2 separate regions of the Homo sapiens genome follow, and region 2 is linked to region 1. Evidence: chromatin contacts called from ENCODE Hi-C or POLR2A ChIA-PET data. All regions are on one chromosome and are shown on one strand. Each heading gives the region's core, a stretch centred on a gene start or an enhancer-like site at or near the end of the contact. The rest is flanking DNA. Distances are from core to core; before and after follow the strand shown. Region 1 overlaps ADAMTS9 (ADAM metallopeptidase with thrombospondin type 1 motif 9). Region 2 overlaps ADAMTS9 (ADAM metallopeptidase with thrombospondin type 1 motif 9).

What was found. Hi-C counts contacts between places; a loop is a spot of excess contacts on that map. ChIA-PET counts read pairs that join two places held with the same protein, here RNA polymerase II (POLR2A).
Region 2: a loop to region 1 is called in a map of heart right ventricle, with 2.7 times the contacts of the local background. The contact joins two enhancer-like sites. A Hi-C loop is called at or near these places in 4 of 168 maps with a recorded cell type or tissue (Caco-2, endothelial cell of hepatic sinusoid and heart right ventricle). POLR2A ChIA-PET finds 5 or more read pairs at or near these places in 1 of 52 experiments (OCI-LY7).

Annotation. Positions count from the first base shown.
Region 1 is chr3:64,532,126-64,536,376 of GRCh38, reverse strand. It overlaps ADAMTS9 (ADAM metallopeptidase with thrombospondin type 1 motif 9), which reads left to right. Exons shown (of 40, transcript NM_182920.2): 38 at 3,107-3,211. Among named protein-coding and RNA genes, the nearest start is that of ADAMTS9-AS1, 27 kb to the left of the region's middle. Within about 2 kb of position 2,601, at least 6 of the 41 ENCODE cell types and tissues checked have a DNase peak (open chromatin) inside an H3K27ac peak, as active enhancers do.
Region 2 is chr3:64,641,017-64,645,249 of GRCh38, reverse strand. ADAMTS9 (ADAM metallopeptidase with thrombospondin type 1 motif 9) reads left to right here. Exons shown (of 40, transcript NM_182920.2): 12 at 3,257-3,402. Among named protein-coding and RNA genes, the nearest start is that of ADAMTS9-AS2, 42 kb to the left of the region's middle. RefSeq lists an enhancer at 2,450-2,951. Within about 2 kb of position 2,334, at least 3 of the 41 ENCODE cell types and tissues checked have a DNase peak (open chromatin) inside an H3K27ac peak, as active enhancers do.

The sequences.
Region 1 (4,251 bases), core at 1,352-3,851:
ACTCATGTGCCCTTTAGACCTTGAAGATAAGGCCTTTAAGGGCAAAGATGTCCCAGAGCAGAGCCAGAAAGAACATTAGGTCTTTACTTCTCTGGTGGAACTCAACTTTCAGAGTGCTAACAATCAGCTAGGACATTTGCTGAAATGCAGATCCCTAAACTGGAAAGGGCAGAAGGAGAATGAGGAGGATGATCTCCTGTTGCATCTGGGTTCATCAACCCCTCTGGGAAGGCAGACTTAGTAGACGTATATATTGAGCATGTTCAGACACTGGACGCCCAGGTCGGCTGGGGGCATTGTCCAGAAAGAAGCTGGGTCAGCCGCCTGGACCTCCGGAAAACTTCAGTGCCAAAGCAGATCAAGTCTCCTTTCTCTTGCAGTGCAGGTGGGACAGGCAGTCTGAGTGGAAAGCAGAATGGAGGGAGAAAAGAGGGACATTCTTGGCACTAGGATGGCCTGGGCACTTTGAGTTATGTGGACCCACTCCTGGGGGCAGGAATGATAGTAAGATAAGAAAATTTTGGGGGGAGGGGGTGGCAGGTGCGGTGGGTCATGCCTGTAATCCCAGCACTTTGGGAGGCTGAGGGAGGTGGATCACTTGAGGTCAAGACCAGCCTGGCCAACATGGTGAAACTCCATCTCTACCAAAATAAAAATTAGCTGGGCGTGGTGGTGCACACCTGTAGTCCCAGCTACTCAGAAGGCTGAGGTAGGAGAATCATTTGAACCCGGGAGGCAGAGGTTGCAGTGAGCCAAAATTATGCGACTGCACTCCAGCCTAGGTGACAGAGTGAGACCTTGTCTCAAAAAAAAAAAAAAAAAAAGAAAAGAAAAGAAAAGAAAATGGCCAATGGAATAATGCAACATACAGAATCCGGTGTCTGAGGGGGCTTCAGTGCAGCTACAATCAAAAACACCTGAGCATGGCAGCCATGCCACATAAGAACCATGAACCTCTGTAGCATATTGTCATAAAAATGTCATATGTATATATATGTGAGATGGAATCTCACTCTGTTGCCCAGGCTGGAGTGCAGTGGCACAATCTGGGCTCACTGCAACCTACACTTCCTGCCTTCAAGCTATTCTCCTGCCTCAGTCTCCCGAGCATCTGGGATTACAGGCACACACCACCATGCCCAGCTAATTTTTGTATTCTTAGAAGAGATGGGGTTTCACCACGTTGGGCCAGGCTGGTCTTGAACTCTCAGCCTCAGGTGATCCACCTGCCTCAGCCTCCCAAAGTACTAGGATTACAGGTGTGAGCCACCACACTCAGCCCAAAAATATTTTTTAAATATTACCTACTGTCTGCCAGGTAATGCGTGACGTGCATTGTGCCTTCTGTCTAATCACCTCCTATTCACAGGTTAAGTCTTACTAATCCATTTTACAGATGATCTCCTTGCCTGAGGTCATGCTGAAAGTAAAGAAGGGAGCAAGATTCTAGGGTAAATCTACCCTTTGTACCAGGTTTTCAATCAGCCTCAGCACTTTTCGGGCTGGAGAATTCTCTATTGTGGGCTGTCCTGTGCATCGCAGCAGCATCCTTGGTCTCTACCCGCCAGATGCCAACAGCAGCACCATTCCCTGCCCCCCCACAGTTGTGACAAACAAAAATGTTTCCAGACATTGCCAGATTTCCCCTGGGGTCAAAATCGTGCCCTGTTGAGAACCACTGATTTAGTCCAAACTAAGTCCTCTGGTCACCTCTATCTTGTGGAATCTAGCACTCCAGAAGTGTTTATAAACTTTTGTTAGTCAATATTTATGGAACTGGCATTGAGAGACCTCTAAGCTACACTTAGTCCTGGAAATCTTAATTGAGGAGCTGGGATATAATATTTAAGTGGCTAGTCGTATGTTACAAACCATAGCTGATTCAATAAACAAAGCAATAGTAAGGCCCTGCTCTCAATAAGCTTACTGTTACATTGAAGAGATCACACGAACACTTACAAAACAATTAGAAAATGTAAGACAGATACCATCTTTTTGCATATCTACTAAGCGCCAGCCATAGCTGATTTCTTTTAGTCCTCTGTACGGTGCTCAGAGGGAAGAGAGTTTTAGTGCTTTCCATTTTACAGATGAATAAACTGAGGTTCCAAGAGGTGAGAAAAGATCTGGCCAGGATCCAATCACAGGTGAAAGAATTTTTCTTACACGCGGGTCTGATCAGCTGTGAGCTCCTCCTTGCCTCTCTTCTTGTTTATAAAAGACTGTTTTGACAAAGTGCTGGTTTGTCAGTTTCAGAGAGAAAGCAATCAGGAGTGTTCATGTGGAATATTTTTAGCTCTGAAACTGCTCATTGTGGAGTAGGAAGCCTCAAGAAGAAAGTATTTCAGATGCCTTTGCGAGTCATTTTTGAAAGAGAGAGTGAGAGAGACAATTGGAGAAAGCAGCGAGAGGGTCTTTCTGCTGCACCGTCTCTTTAGAAATCAATATTGAGGCACCAGAGGCCATGTTCTGAAAGGCACCCTCGGAGGGGAGGGGTTTGGGAGATCTCCCTTACCGGAGCCTGAAAGCCGCATCCTCCAGGCCCAGGTGGTCTTGAGCAGGCCAACCCTGCCCTCTGCTGACCGTCCTGGGGAAAGCGCCTCTTCTTTGAAGTCCCGCCCTGCTGTGCTTAGTACGCGGTGTGCTAATCGCCCCAGGGAGCTGGAAGCCCAGGAAGCTTGGCACCAAGATCTTGTTAGAAAAATTACACTGTGACATTTTGTTCCTGAAGGAATCTGATAATTGTGAGCAACATCAGGACTGCTGTGTTAGGGAGGCCGAATGGAGCAAGGACTTTGAAGTCAGGAGGATGTGAGTTGGACTCCTACCGTATCCTGGAGAAGTTAATCACTTCCGCTAAGCCTCAGTTTCCCTATCTGTAAAGAAAACCTCCTTCGTAGAGCTCTTTCGAGGATGACTAACATGATGCATGAAGAATGGCTGGCCCTGAACAAACAAAACTAAATACTATCAATAATTAGTAGCTATCACAATTAATCAACATCCTTCTCTTTTCCAAAGTACCTTTTATTGTATCACCTTTGCCTTTGCTTTTTTGAGGACATCACATGGACTGAAAATCTCTTTTGTTGGTCGTGTTTTCCAGGGTCGTTTTAGCATCAACCTTTATGGAACCGGCTTGTCTTTAACTGAATCTGCCAGATGGATATCACAAGGGAATTATGCTGTCTCTGACATCAAGAAGTCGCCGGTAAGGTTCTACAGATGGGTTGGGAGATGAATTTTTATTTCTTTCTTTCGTTCTTGTCTTTATTACTGTGGTAGTGGTGCTGAAGGAGCAAACGAATGTGCTTTCCCACTTAAGCCATTTTGTAGTGTCAGGAAGACCATTTAGGAAATAAACCTAGGGTGCAGTGTTTACACGTGATTAAAGTGTGAGAGCCTTGTTCACTTCTGGTGAATTCTTCCTCGAGAGGTGAACATATGAACCATCCAAGTAATTAGAAAAACCACCTAACCAGGGAGGTAAAAGCAGGAAGAAGCCTCTGTCGAGAGTGTGGCTCAGATATCTTTCAGTTAGCCAGCTTGCGGTTCGTTCTATGAACCGAGGGGAAATGACCTCTTCTTTTTATTTAGAAAAATTGAAATACAGATGGAGCTAGAAGACAGATAACTTATTAAGCGATATATCTGGAGAATTAGAGATACACAGGGTCTACAATAATAAGTTTTTCACCCTCTAAAATCTGGGTGGTTAAGGTGTGGTCTACGCAGTGCATCAGTGTCACCTGGGGGCCCGTTGGAAATGCAGGTTCTGGGTCCCAGACCCTAGTGAGTCAGAGTCTACAGCTGAACAGTGTCTCAGGTGGTGATGGGCACAGTACAGCTTGAGAAACACTGTGCTGTGCAGATGGTCCCTGACTTACGACGGTTCCACTTGATTTTTCAACTTCACCATGGTTCAAAAGCAGAACACGCTCGGTAGAAACCCTACTTCAGGTACCGATACAGCCGTTCTGTTTTTCACTAAGTACAGTATTCAATCAATTACACAAAATATTCAACACTTTATTATAAAATAGGCTTTGTGTTAGATGATTTTGCCCTGCTATAGGCTAATGCAAGTGTTCTGAATACATTTAAGGTAGGCTAGCCTAGGCTGTGATGTTCAGAAAGTTAGATATATTAAATGCATTCTTGACTTAATGATATTTCCAACTTGCGATGTGTTTATTGAGACATAACCCCATTGTAAACTGAGGAGCGTGTCGACTGTGTACTGTTTCTCAC
Region 2 (4,233 bases), core at 1,085-3,584, 110 kb before region 1:
AAAAAGATACATTTCTATAAAATATTATTTAAATGGTTTTGGACATTTTAAATAAAGGCTGACTTTATTTTGGCTCTTATTTCACCAGCCACTTAATGTTTTGTTATAATGTAATAGTAATTTTGCTATGTGATTATTATTTGTAGAATTTGCCTGGTAAAATAGATTATCTTGGTGCATGTTTCCCAAACAGACCCCCTTCCCAGCATCTGTCATATCAGACACTTTTCATATTCCTCTGAAGTTCTTCCTTTCTTTTGGACACCTGTCAATGGTCATATTACTGAGAAATATTTAATTTCCATATCAGTTTTGAATTAGAAGTTTTCTTTTAAAAAGCAACTATGAGGACATTTGAGTGCAGTGCTAGATGGTAGCGCTCTGATAAACCTACCCCCTTGTTTTGTTCCAATGTTTATAGTAATGCTTAATGAGAAGAGTGGTCATTTGGAATTTGCTCTTGTGTGGAAGTAAAATCTATAGAATAAAGAGATCCAGAAACTGAAGTCTGAAGTGTTAAGAGGGAAAAAATGTATTTCCAGAAAACTCCTTAATTTTGTCCTCAAGGTACAAAATGGCTGTGGTTGCTCCAGCCATGGAGTCTGACTTCCCCGCAGAATGAAGCCAAAGAGTTCAAAGGGCCTCTTCAGGAATCCTACCCAGTGAATTCTGCTTACATCTCTCTGACCACCTCTATCCGTAGGGAAACTTTGGAAAATATAGGTTCTATTGCCAAGATAAAGGGGAGGATGGATATTGAGTGAATAATCTGGAGTCTCAGTCTTACCTAGCCATCTCATTAATCTTACTTTTGGTGAAAACTTCAGTCCTTATTTAGATGTCGGAAATTGTCCCCTTTGCTCACAGTTAAGAGGCAGCATGTGTCCCAGTTAAGAGTATGCACTGTTAAGTCTTGTCTATATTTCAGTACCATTCCTGCCTCTTTGTGATGTTTGGCATCAACTCCTCTGTCCCTTCATTTTCTTTTCGTAAAAATGGAAGTAATAATAGTACCTACTTCGTAGTGTGTTGTGAGGACTAAGTTTGTATATATAATGCTTAGAACAGTGCCTGACAAATATTAAGTGCAGTGTACATGTTTGCCATTATCATTGCCACTGTTATTTAAGTGGGGTCCCCCATGTGCTAAGTTGTATACTAAGTATGTTACATACTTTGTCCCATGTTATACTCCAAATAATTTTGGCCAGTAGGTCCCCATTTTTTGATTGTGGAAACAGACTTTAAGGACTCACCCAAGGCCACAGAGTTATTTTGTAAAAGAGTTACCAGTCCCAGTGAGACCTGTTGTATTTTGTTAAGTTTTGTCTGTCTAGACCTGCTGTGTCCAATATGGTGGCCACCAGCCACGTGTGGCTATGTTAAAATGTCGACATGAACTGAGATGTGCTTAGGTATAAAATACATCCCAGGATTTGAAGACTTAGTATGAAAAAAAAAAAGCATTAAAAAATCTAATTAGTAGGCCAGGTGTGTTGGCTCATGCCTGTAATCCCAGCAGTTTGGGAGGCCAAGGAGGGCAGATTGCTTGAGTCTAGGAGTTTGAGATTAGCCTGGGCAACATACTAAGACCCCCACCCCTAACTGTCTCTATAAAAGATAAAAAAATTTAGCTGAGCATGGTGGCATACACCTGTGGTCCCAGCTACTTGGGAGGCTGAGGTGGGAGGATCAGTTGAGCCTGGGACGTTGAGGCTGCAGTGAGCCATGATTGCACCACTGCACTCCAGCCTGGGTGAGAGAGGAAGACTCTGTCTCAAAAAAAAAAAAAAAAAAAAAAAAATTATTGAGTAATGTTATGTTGACTACATGTAGAAATAACAATGTGTTAGATAGATTGGGCTAAATATATTAAAATTAATTTAAGTTTTTTATTAGTTTTTTATGTGACTTTAGAAATTCTTAAATTATATATGTGGTTCATGTTCTGTGTCTACTGGACAGAGGTACTCTAGACAAAGCCGTCCATCTGTTCATTTATTTTTATATGTATATTTTCTAAGAAATGTTCACAACCACTGTAAAGACAAATATGAAGTGATTTCCAGAGAGCGACGTAGTCCCCACTGCCTCAGTGCGCATTTCATGGGTCCTGAGTCACCCAGGGTTCAGATGCAGAACATCTTAAGCCTCAGCCAAACAGCCCAGGGAAAGGGACGTGCCCTCAGATACTGTAAGAGGATAATTACAAGGGAGGAGGCCAGGCAGACTGGAGAAAGCTTAATTGCACTGTTTAAATAATTGTTTACCAAGCCTTGTGTGGGGGTGGGGCCTGCTATTCCCACTGAGACCTTCACCTACCTCTTCTTTTTCCACCTTCCCTGCATACTGCCCCACCCCCTGGCCTTCAGACCTCTCTGCCTCTCCCCTCTTGGTGGCTGTGTCCTCCCTGGGGATAAATCACGACAGTCGCCACCAGCTCCGCTTCAGAGATCTGAGCGAGCCGCGGGGCGTCACCCTCCTGTGGCCACTGCCGCCACTTTTCCTTTGTCCACTGCTCAGTGACCTCGGCTTTGTGTCAGGGCTTCACACCCCAACAATGGCAGAGGGTCGGAATGGCTTCTCTCCTCCCTTGTCCTGCTGAGGAGTTTTATTTTGTTTTATTATTATTTTTTAAACGTCATGGCCTTCTTCCTGCTCCAGGCTGGAGAATCTGAAACCGCTAGTAACAAACAAGTCATAAAGTTTAGGGCTCTCTGTAGTGTGTCCGTTTTGCTTTCGTCTCATCCTGACGCTTTCCTGGAGTGTGTTTATAAGAATCATGTAACTCGCTTTTTTTTTCCCCCCTCTCCAATATAATTAAAATTGGGAGCAATAAAGCATTATAGTTTACCAGACTTGTAACTTCTCTAGGCCTTGTTGATGGAAATTCACTATGCAAATCTTATAACTCATTTTGGCCCTGTCTATAACCACCCTTCCCATTTCCACTCCTGGTTTTTCCAAGTAAACTAATTGAGTGGTTTGAAGCTTGCCATTGGAGTTACCCTGTCAGCCTGGAGCCAGTCACTGGCCAGTTTTATTCAAGCAAGCTGTAAAGGAAGACCCAGCCTAAAATCACTAAGTGTGAGATTAAAATCCCTATAGCTTCCATTATTCATATAGATGATGAACCTGCAGCATTTCAAACCCACACATGGAAAAGAATTACAGTATGGTGTGTTTAAAAGGACAGCCAGTCCTGTAACAACTCACAGCGCCAAGTCTCCCTCACTATTCCCCTTATTAAATACAGCACTGCAAGTATGGATTTTGTGTTCCCAAAGAAATGGATGTCCCCGTGACAGATGGATCCTGGGGAAGTTGGAGTCCCTTTGGAACCTGCTCCAGAACATGTGGAGGGGGCATCAAAACAGCCATTCGAGAGTGCAACAGACCAGAGTAAGTCCTAGAATGTATAACTGTTATTACTGCCGTGGCAGGAACATGAAATTCCTAAAGGGAATAATTTGGTGGGTGAAGAGTACATTCCAACTTAGAGAGCTAGAAAGAACGTAAACTTCAAGGGCTGCTTAGACCCACGGTACCCAAAGTCTATTCCCAGGCACTTCCCCCTGTATTATTGTTTACTCTCAAGATCCTTTGTTATTCAAAGTTTTATCTACCAAACAGGTGATGGTTTTGTGGTCGGTCTGTTTCCTAGTGTTGACAATCAGGCAGGTCTCACTCTCCCTGCTACACTCAGAGCTTAACAATGAGAACCCACGGACACAGGAAGGGGAACATCACACTCTGGGGACTGTTGTGGGGTGGGGGGCGGGGGGAGGGATAGCATTAGGAGATATACCTAATGCTAAATGACGAGTTAATGGGTGCAGCACACCAGCATGGCACATGTATACATATGTAACTAACCTGCACATTGTGCACGTGTACCCTAAAACTTAAAGTATAGTAATAATAAAAAATAAAAATAAAAAAACAACAAAAAAGCAAAAACAAAACAAAACAAAACAAAAAAAAAGCAGGCAAAAAAAAAAAAGATAGCACACTAATGGAGTGACTAGATAGATTTTCACATGGAAACAAAAAAATTGGACATTTTCATCCAGTTTGTAGACTAATATATTCCTTCTAGTTAGACCTCAAGGGACCTGGGACCCCAAATCAAGAATTACTTTTTATTTTTTTTCTTTTTTTCCCACCAATAATGTGTTCTGTGATAAGGAATTACTTTTTTAATCAATCTAGTTGTATTACAGGTGAGACAGC